Linked DNA regions of Homo sapiens: regions 2 and 3 are each linked to region 1. Evidence: chromatin contacts called from ENCODE Hi-C or POLR2A ChIA-PET data. All regions are on one chromosome and are shown on one strand. Each heading gives the region's core, a stretch centred on a gene start or an enhancer-like site at or near the end of the contact. The rest is flanking DNA. Distances are from core to core; before and after follow the strand shown. Region 1 holds the start of ESRP2 (epithelial splicing regulatory protein 2). Region 2 holds the start of ZFP90 (ZFP90 zinc finger protein). Region 3 holds the start of SLC12A4 (solute carrier family 12 member 4).

Region 1 (3,208 bases), core at 523-3,022:
CCTCAACACACACACTCCAGGAGTTTGGAGTGGGGCCAGAGCAAACACCTGGAGTGGGACAAGCAGGTGGGAAGGGGCGGGGCAAAGCAGGTTAAACCTGTCTTTGACCGGGTACCACCCTCAGACAGGTGGGGGAGGCCCAGGCCTGCCTGAGGCCCAGAAGGCTCATGGTCAATGGCAGCCCCGCCTCCAGGTCTGACCAACCGAGGGGCAGAGAAACTCCAAGGACAGAGCTCCACACTTGGACATCAGGGGCAGCATGAGCTTTGACCCACATCCTATTGACCGGCTGGCACTGAGCTGTTTGCTCATAGAGGGGGTGGCACTCCTGAGGCTGCCCAGCCCTCCCCCAGCCTCCATCCTTGCTGGAGAAGTATAAACACTAATCAGTGACCCACGAACCCTCCCTGCCAATTCTGTGACACTTTACAACTTGGGGCTGACAGAGCAAGGCAACCCAGCTCTCCTCCAGCAAACTCCCCAAGTGAAGGGCCGGGAGCCCTTCTGGAACAGACAAGGAATCATCATCGTGGTGCCTCCTCATCAGGAACCACAAGAGTTGTTGGAAGATGAAAGAACGTGAGTGTATAAAAAGGACTTACACTAATTACACTCAAGAGTCAGACATAGAATGAGCGCCGTAGTGAAGATAAGGAAAAGAAAACAGCAATGGAAACCACCTCCCACTTCAGCTAGGGCAGGAGGCACCCCAGGCCTTTGCACTCAGCAGGCAGATAGTCCCCCAGGCCAGGCCGGGACAGCGCCCACGCCTGGCCAGCCGGCCGGGACAGGCCTAGACGAGCAGTTTACACCTGGCGGCGTCTACCTCTAGGGCCGACACCGCCCTACGCCTCCGCTCCAGCAGCTCCCAAGCAGGCCGAAGACGCGGGCCGCAAGGACAGGTGACCTATATGGGCCCCTCGACCCCTTTCGCTTCCGGCTGCGGCTCAGGGAGACCTGACCCAGCAGGTCTCCCAAAGGCGTCTCGGCCTCGCTCCCCGGGCGGGAACTGGGGATGGATCCCAAAGCCTGCGTCCCGATCCCTTCGGTAGGAGTAGGTTCCTGCAATGGTTGAAAAGTAAGGAGCCCAGGGGAATGGCTGGCACGCGCGGATGAAAGGGGCACGCACACGCGAGAGTCGCTCAAAGTTTCAAACAAGAGCCCAGTCCTGCCGCCTGGACCGGTTGGTTGCGGCACGCCAGGCCTAGCCTCCGGCCGCCAATCCCGCCCAGAAATGTCCTCACGTCCAGGCCATGCCGCCACCCACCCCGGCGCTCACCTGCTGCAGCACCTTGTCCAGCGGCTCTGCCCGCGCCAGGCTGTCGGCGCTCAGGCCGCTCGCCTCGCGGCACTGCGTACTCAGTGCGGCCGCCTCGGCACGAACCAGCGATTTGTGCAGCGTCCCCACCTGTGAGCGGCGGGGGAAACCGATCAGCCGCGCCCCTCGACCCCGGAAGCTCCCTGGGGACCTCACCGCCTCTTTTCCACCCTACCTGGCGGCTCCGCGGCTCAACCACTTGCCAAACTAGGAGGATTAAGTCGGTCTCGTCCGAGCCCAGGTCCCGTCCCAGCGCACCCGCCGTAGCCCCGAAGAGGACGACCAGTGATCCGGGCCAGGGGCAGGGGTCCGCGGCGGGGTCGGCCGCGGGGTCAGGGCCCGGGGGAGGGGGCGGCGGCGGCGGCGGAGTCATGGCCGCAGAGGAAGGGGGCTCTCGGCCAGACACGCGGACCGACGAGGCGCACGCACGCACCGACCGACCGCAGACGCGGATCAGCTTGGGCGGGACACCGTGTATCGGGGGCGGCACCTGCGGCCCGGCTGGCTCAGTGGGCGCTGCCAAGACCCGCCCGTGGCGCCCCGCGGGGCGGGGCGGCTACCGGCCCACGCCCTCTCCAGGCGAGTTACCTGCCGGCCCCGCCGGCCACGTGACCGGGGCGGCTCCGGGAACCTTGGGGGAGGGCCGCCAGAACTCAACCCAGGACGCAAGAGCTCACGCTCCCGGCCTGGGCGCACGCTTAGGATCCGGATTCCTACTTCCAGGGCTGGTCCTGCCTGATTTTGGGGGCTAACCCATTCTTCCGCTCTCCCCCCACTCTTCCCCAGGGGTCGTCAGGCCTCTGCAAAGGAGCGTGCAAGACAGAGGCCTTCTCCAGTATGGAAGTCACCAGGAGGCAGTCTAGGGGCTGTGGGGGTCAACACGGCAGGTCTGGGGTTGATGGAAGTCAAAGGGTCAAGGGGGCGGTGAGAGTTGCCGGGTATCACCCTGTAGGGGGATCACCAGAAGTCACCTGGGAAAGGGGAGGGCGGCGGGAACATCAGCGTTGTTAGAGCTGTGGGGTGGTCACCAGGGATCACAGGGAAGGGCTTGTCCACGCAGATGCTAGGGCCGAGCGCTAGCCTGGCACTGAGAAGTGCCAGAGCGCGGTCGTTGTGGGTTGGGAGTGGGCAGGCCTCAATGCTGGGGAAAGGAACCCCCCAAATCGCAGAGAGCTGCACCCTAGACGAGGCTGAGAGGGGTAGAACGGGCCTGGAGCCTCACTCCTACCCCACGTGTGGGGGCCTGCCTGCTTTCGTCCCTTTCTGGACGGTGGAGAAGCTGCCTGGAGATTGCGAGCGCTCTGGCCGATGGGGGGCTAGCGTTGAGCGTGTGTGCGCGCATGCGGGCTGCAGATCCTCCCTTTTCCATCCCGCACCTACAACCCAATTGACAGCCCCGCATTTGGGGCTCCCATTCCTCCCTTTGCCCAGTGGAGCTTGGTGAGGCTCCTTTATGGCGCGTTTCCCGGCCGTTCCTTACTTTCCCAAACTCTCCCAGGGAGGTGACTGAGAAACTGAATAAGTGACTGAGAAACTGAATAATCCAGCAGGAAGGAGGGGGCTCCAGCGTGGCGGGAACTGAGTCACGCGGTTGCCTAGCCCGACTCGAGACTGAGACGGGAGCCGCACCACGCGCTTTCGGACAAGGAGGGTGCTGCGGCCCGGCCCCTGGACAATGGAGAGAGCGGGGCACCCGGGCGCATCACCAGAGCTCATGCCCGGGAAAGGGGCGAGGCCCGGGGGGAGAGAGCTCAGCGTAGCTCCACTTGGCAGCTAAAGAAACAGGCGCCCGGGACGGAAATGACTCGCGCCCGGACACGGCGACAGGGAGAGCATGGGAAGTGCTTCCTTCGCCCGGCGGGTTCGAGCGAGTAGCACTTTACTTTCCCT
Region 2 (3,208 bases), core at 471-2,970, 300 kb after region 1:
TTATATATATTTTTTGAGACAGTCTCGCTTTGTCGCCCAGGTCGGAGTGCTGTGGTGAAATCACAGCCCACCACAACCTCTGCTTCCCGGGTTCAAACGATCTTCCCACCTCAGCCTCCCAAGTAGCTGGGACCACAGGCGCACACTATTGCAACCAGTTAATGTTTGTATTTTTTGTAGAGACAGGGTTTTGCCATGTTGCCCAAGCTGGTCTTTTAATTCCTGGGCTCCTCCCTCCTCAGCCTCCCTGTGCTATTGACGTGTTATTTCATTACTTGTTAGCCCCTTGCGCAGGATTTTGTGTTTGGGACAAGCCAACAGTGATGGAAATTTTCTCCCTTTTTTGTTTTGTTTTTTTTGAGATGGAGTTTTGCTGTTGTTGCCCAGGTTGGAGTGCAATGGTGCAATCTCGGCTCACCACAACCTCTGCCTCCCAGATTCAAGCGATTCTCCTGCCTCAGCTTTCTGAGTAGCTGGGATTACAGGCATGCGCCACCAAGCCTGGCTAATTTTGTATTTTTAGTAGAGACGAGCTATCTCCATGTTGGTCAGGCTGGTCTCGAACTCCTGACCTCAGGTGATCCGCCAGCCTCAGCCTCCCAAAGTGCTGGGATCACAGGCTTGAGCCACCGCACCCGGCATAAAGCATTTATTTTTGAATGTTCATATTTTTGATAAAGCAGTGTGACATCAGGAACATTTCGTTGCAGTCATTTTCTACCATGTTGGTATGCAATGCTCTAATGTTAAGAAATCAAGCTGAAATCTAGGAAATGTAGCCTGAATGTCTGTGATATATAAGACATAATTACATAAACGTAATAGCTGTATCTAAAAGTTGACCTATCTTTGTGTTGAAAATTTCCATCGGGCCGGGCGCGGTTGCCCATGCCTGTAATCCCAGCACTTTGGGAGGCCGAGGCGAGTTCGAGACCAGCATGACCAACATGGAGAAAACCTGTCTCTACTAAATATACAAAATTAGACGGGCCTGGTGACGCATCGCATGCCTGTAATCCCAGCTACTCGGGAGGCTGAGGCGGGAGAATCGCTTGAACCCAGGAGGCGGAGGCTGCGGTGAGCCAAAATCGCGCCATTGCACTCCAACCTAGGCAACAAGAGCGAAACTGTGTCTCAAAAAAAAAAAAGAAAATTTCCATCATTGTTTGCTTGTCCCAAACAAAATCCTGCGTAAGGGGATACGAAGTAATGAAATAACACGGCAGTAGATCTGCCTTTGCACATTGCTCAGGAGGCCACGGATTTGTCCGAAGTTTCTTTTTTCTCTAAAATGAGAAATGGAAAATTGCCTTTTGAAGAAGATGTAAATGCCCCACCCTCTGACGCTGTCTCACTCCCTTCCTGTGTCACTCTTACCGCTGAAGTCAGGACCTGACATTATCTTGTTGACATGTTTGCGTTTTTATCGTCAGCCTCGTCGAAAGGGGCGTACGATTGCTCCCCGAAACCAGGGTCTTTCCCGGCCGATTCCCCAGCTAGCAACAAGCCCCTTGCAAAGAGGAGGCGGACAGTGACTGGAATACAGGGACACGCACACTCGAGCCACACTGGCCGCCTCCCTCGGCCCTCGCAAGGGTCCCTAACGCGCCTTCGGAAGCCGCCTAGGCGGGGCCTGCGCGCGCGGGCCTCTGGGAAGTGTAGTTCGCGCGCCCGGCGTGGACCCGGGGTTGCAGGAGCGAGGCTCCGAGTGCGCAGGCGCACTTCCAGTTCTGCCCCACCGCTGCGGCCATTGTCCGACCCCGGTGCGGCTGAGGCCCCTTTGGGCAGCCCCTCCGCAGATCAGAATTGGAGATAACCGAGGCTTCGGCGGGGGCGGGAGGAGCTGCCCGAGGCTCTGGGTGGGCCGGAGGTCGCGAAATCCGGAGCCCCCCAGAGGCGGTGATTCTGAGTGCGCGGGTCTGGGCGGGACCCCTCCTGGGTTTGGCGGGTGTCAGCCGGGCCTCGCCCACCACCCTGCGAAGGGGACTGGGCGTGGCCGGAGGGGGGTGTCCGGGAGGCCGCTGAGCCTTTCATTTCGGGGATGGGGAGCGGCAGGCCCGGGCTGGTTCCACGGTCCTCGCCACCATCTCCCCTGGAGATGTGGTTTAGGGGCGGAGGTGGGGCGGGGCGGGGCGGGGTGGGGTCGGTGTTGCAGCGGGGTGAGTGGGCCCTGTCCTTTCTCCCCAGCTCCTGCCCCGGAGCCGGGCCCTGGCGAGGCAGGAATGGCCCCGAGGCCTCCGACCGCCGCGCCCCAGGTGAGCAACGCGTTCCTAACCTCCTGGGCATCCCATCCATCTATCCATCCCATCTCCCAAGGGTGTTTGGAGCAGTCATTGTTCTCTGCCTGGCGACTCCCTTACTTGCTTGGCTCGATCGGAGCCTCCTGGCCATGGAAAACCCCAGGCTTTGGGGAGCTGGATTCCCAAAGGGGAGGCTGCTCTGTGGGGTAGAGAGGGCCAGTGTGGTGCGATCTTGTGGGAGGAGTTGAGATTGGATGCGTTGGGAAGTGTCAGTTTTGAGAGTCCTGAATGCCACGCCAGTTTTTTGAACTCTTGTCAATAAGAAATGGAGAGAGTGGGGTCACAGGATGGAACACTGTAGAGGAGGAAGTGACTGTCGGCAAGTGTGGAGAGAGGAGCCCCAGCTTCTGACCCAGGGCCCATAGAGAGTCCGTAAGGGGCCGTAGAAGCCTGGTTAGAACATGTCTAGGAAGAGGCTGGAGATGGGCTTTCTTGGGCAAGGAGGCAAAAACAAAACAAAATAAAAAACAACCAAAAATAAAACCAGGGCTGATTCTCCCAGAGCTTTTTGTGTCTGTCCTTTTCTGCTTTAACAAAAATGTAATAGAGCAACTCACTCCCCACCGCCAGAAGTCCAGCCTTCACCTTAATGTGAGGCTGATTCGTGAACCCATTTATTCTTGTGGCAGAGGGGGCATTTTCTAGAAGCGTCACAACTCTAAGGTTATCCATTGATTTACATATTGGTGAAAATACATCAAGATCCAGATGGTATCTGTATCTTTGAATCTACATTCTCTTTAGAATTAAGGGAAAATGACAGATTGTAGTTGCTAGGTGTGTGAGACATCAAGATCAATTCAAATAAAAATACCAAGTTGCCAGGTACAGTGGGTCACACCTGTAAGTCCAGCACTTTGGGAAGCTGAGGCAATAGGATCGTTTAAGCCCAGGAATTTGAGACCAGC
Region 3 (3,208 bases), core at 502-3,001, 270 kb before region 1:
GTAGCTCCAGGTCCCTCCAGTCACCCTGTAGGGGCCAAGGCGTGGCCAAGGTGGGGCCAGCAGCTAGGCTCAGCTCTGCCTGCCCACTGGTCCAGGCTGATCCTGGGGATGCAGCCCAGTCTACCCTCTGGGGAGAGAGGTCCTCCCAGGGTTAGGGAAGCAGGAATGCTGGCTTTTGCTTTGACCACTTGAATCAAGCTAGGGGCAGACAAGGGCATGGAGGCTGGGGCACTCACACAGCTGTCAAGCCTGTAAAACCTCTGCAATGTCCAGCAGCCCATGCCACTGTCCTGTGCTACCTCTGCACATGGCAGTCAAGTGATACACACACATAGCCATCATTCACATTGGGCATGGATCATCTCAGTCGTGTCACCATCACAGATGGATCAGAGGTCCAGACAACGTCACCTGACACGTGTCAACCACACACTTCCTACATATCTCCATCATGATCGGTCACAGATATCACAGGCATTTATCATCAGTCAAATCACCATCCTCATCACTGTCAACCCTGCAGGAAACAGGGGCTGTGAGAATGCCCTGACCTGAACCAGCCTTCACCCTGTGATACCCACAGCTACACACTTGTACAAGCACAATTACACATGCATATGCCACTACGTACACAGACACATGTCCTCAGCCGTGTTCGTGCTCCGAGGGTGGGCCTTAACAAGAACAGCCCTCTGGGGGGCCTCCTGGGGTAGGAGATAGAGAAAGGGCTGTGGAGAGACGCGGGCACCTGGGAGGAAGGAGGAGGGAGATGGGGCTTACCTCTCGGCCCTGGCACCTAAGTTAAAGAGTTAAGGTGCTGGAATCTCAAACCCAGGCTTGACTGCCCCTGGGCAAGTTATATAACCGCCACCCCTCCCTTCACTGCTTCCTAATGAGAGTAACAGTACTTATCCCAAGGGTGATGCTGGAGGATTAAACGAGTTAACTCACTTCAAGTGCCTAGACACGTCCGGCTCCATGTGAGTGCTTCACTGAGGCCCACTGTCCCTACAGATCTACACCGGCGCACTCACGGGCAGTTACCCATAGACCCCCCAGTAGGCACACTCTGGCCAGAGTGCAGGTAGGCGCAGAGAGGCACACGGAGGGGTTTGGGCAGTTGGGGAGCGGATCGTCTCAAAGGCAAAGACGCTGAATCTCAAATGAGGAACCGAGGCGAGAAAAGGATGTGGGATTCACCGAAGTTGAAGGGCCGGGAAGGGCCTGAGATGGGGTCTCGGCCCTGTCCCCAAGCCGGGCGGCCCGGCCGGCTGGCCTCCCTGGGCGGCCACGTCTGCAGCCCCCGCCCGGGGCCCACAGGGGAGGAGCTGGGGTGGAGAAAGCGGCCGGGCGCGGGCGCCGGGGGCCGAGGAAAATCGTGTCTGCGCGCGCAGGGCGGGGAGCCAGTGGCAGCGGCGCGGTCCAAAAAAAGTTGAGTCCGCACCGACGTGTGCGCGCAAGGTCCCGGGATAGGTGCGGGCGCGGGCCCGGGATGGCGGCCCCGGGTGGCAGGCCCCGCTGCCCCGCCACGGCCCCTCAGAACGCGCCCTCACCGTCCGAGTCATCCAGCTCGGCGCGCTCCCCGTAGTCCACCCAACTGAGCCCCTCGAGGTTGTCATAGTCGCCGCGCCTCGGCCCGTCCACTGGCACCACGGTGAAGTGAGGCATCGTGCGGGCTCGGCCCCGCCGCACCCGCCGTCCCAGCCGCCCGCCGCTGTCCCCGCCGCTGTCCCCGCCGCCCCGGGCCGACACGCCCCGCCCGCTCGCATTCCTCCCCGCTGCGCTCACTTCCTCCGCCCGCCCCCCGGGCCGCCCCTCGGGGGCGGAGAGCGGGAGGGGCTCGGCCGGCTCCTCCCAGAGCGGGGGCCCTGGTGGCGGGAAGACCCCTGGGCGGGAGCACTCCTAGTGGCTCCACGGCCTGGGGGCGGGCCCGATTCCTGTGTGACCTCGGGTGAGAGGCCGCCCTCTCTGAGCCCCAGATGCAACATTTGTAAAATGGGGGAAACACACTTCCACCTCGGGGTTGTTTTAGGGCTCCGTGAGATGGGTCGCGGAGTGTCCTGGCTCTGCGCCCTGGGCTTACGAAGCGCTCTGTTACTTAGGGACGGGGCAGGGTAGGCCGGACCGGCCCAGGACTGCAGAAGCCACCTGCCCAGGGCCTCCCACCAACCCCGTATACCTCCTTCCCATTTCCAGCGTCTGCATCCCATTTCTCCGCGACCCTGGGAACCAGACCCCCGCGAAGGTCCCGTCCCAGCCCTGGGCCCTCTAGCTGCAGCCTCTCCTGTTGGAGGCAGCTGGGGATTCTCGGTCCCTCCCCAGGGGCTGCTGCGTCCTCCGCAGGAAGAACACGCACACCCACCCTTCCCCGCCCCGCTTGCCTCGCTTGCCTTTTTGGGACAGTGCACTGGGTGCTGTAGCCAAGTCCCTTCATTTTAACTTTCTCTATCTCGCCTCCTGGGTGTTCCTCTATCCAAGCCGTTTACTTATTTGCTTTTAACGTTTCTTTCACTTTCTTCTCCACTGCTTCAGATTACTTATCTAGCTGGCTTTACTATTTTTTTCTCTATCAGAAAACCCCAGAGCCCATCTTACTTGTCTATCTCCACTCTTCTCCCTCGCGTGGCTCGGGTGGCGTCCTCTGACTACGCCTACTGCCAGCCTCCAGCCCTTGGGGTGGGGGGTACGGAATCAGAGCCGCTGGGCCCCGCAAGACGACCCCCGAGCTTACCACCCTCTGACCCCTCCCCCAGGGCCCCCGCAGCGGGCCCGCCGACCTGACCCCCCCGCCCCTCACGCCACCTTCGGCCGCCCACAGTAGCGGCCTTCCTACTGGACTCCCTGCCCTCGCCCCTGCTCACGTAGAGCCGCCTCTTCTGAAGGAAAATCCTACTAGCTCCGGGCCCATAAGGCCCTGCCCAATGCGGCCGGACCCCGACCTCTGCAGGCGCATCCCTCGCCACCCACCTCGCAGCCTCAGCCCTTCAAATCTCTCTCTCTCACCTGAGACCTATAGTTTCTGGGCATCACCCACTGTTCACTCTGGGGGACATCTACCTAGCCTCTGTCCCTACCCTCACTTATCAAATTCCTGATCCAGGCCTGGCGCGGTGGCTCACGCCGGTAATCCCAACACTTTGGGAGGCTGAGGCGGGAGGATCACCTGAGGTCAGGAGTTTGAGACCAGCGTGGTCAAATAGTGAAACCC

Evidence for each region. Hi-C counts contacts between places; a loop is a spot of excess contacts on that map. ChIA-PET counts read pairs that join two places held with the same protein, here RNA polymerase II (POLR2A). Pooled maps may share reads with other maps.
Region 2: a loop to region 1 is called in a pooled map, with 3 times the contacts of the local background. The contact joins the promoter of ZFP90 here to the promoter of ESRP2 in region 1. A Hi-C loop is called at or near these places in 1 of 168 maps with a recorded cell type or tissue (naive thymus-derived CD4-positive, alpha-beta T cell), 1 of 37 single-sample maps with no recorded cell type and 7 of 50 pooled maps. POLR2A ChIA-PET finds 5 or more read pairs at or near these places in 2 of 52 experiments (BJ and MCF 10A).
Region 3: a loop to region 1 is called in a map of ascending aorta, with 3 times the contacts of the local background. The contact joins the promoter of SLC12A4 here to the promoter of ESRP2 in region 1. A Hi-C loop is called at or near these places in 5 of 168 maps with a recorded cell type or tissue (B cell, IMR-90, MCF 10A and 2 more), 12 of 37 single-sample maps with no recorded cell type and 12 of 50 pooled maps. POLR2A ChIA-PET finds 5 or more read pairs at or near these places in 9 of 52 experiments (A673, Caco-2, GM12878 and 6 more).

The regions. Positions count from the first base shown.
Region 1 is chr16:68,234,355-68,237,562 of GRCh38, forward strand. It overlaps ESRP2 (epithelial splicing regulatory protein 2), which reads right to left and starts at 1,773. Exons shown (of 15, transcript NM_024939.3): 1 at 1,494-1,773; 2 at 1,280-1,408. The coding sequence starts at 1,691. RefSeq lists a silencer at 1,721-1,950 and enhancers at 1,972-2,560, 2,561-3,148, 3,149-3,208.
Region 2 is chr16:68,537,571-68,540,778 of GRCh38, forward strand. It overlaps ZFP90 (ZFP90 zinc finger protein), which reads left to right and starts at 1,721. Exons shown (of 5, transcript NM_001305203.2): 1 at 1,721-1,909; 2 at 2,188-2,255. The coding sequence starts at 2,223.
Region 3 is chr16:67,966,886-67,970,093 of GRCh38, forward strand. SLC12A4 (solute carrier family 12 member 4) reads right to left here and starts at 1,752. Exons shown (of 24, transcript NM_005072.5): 1 at 1,554-1,752. The coding sequence starts at 1,668. RefSeq lists silencers at 645-704, 1,215-1,544, 1,675-2,004.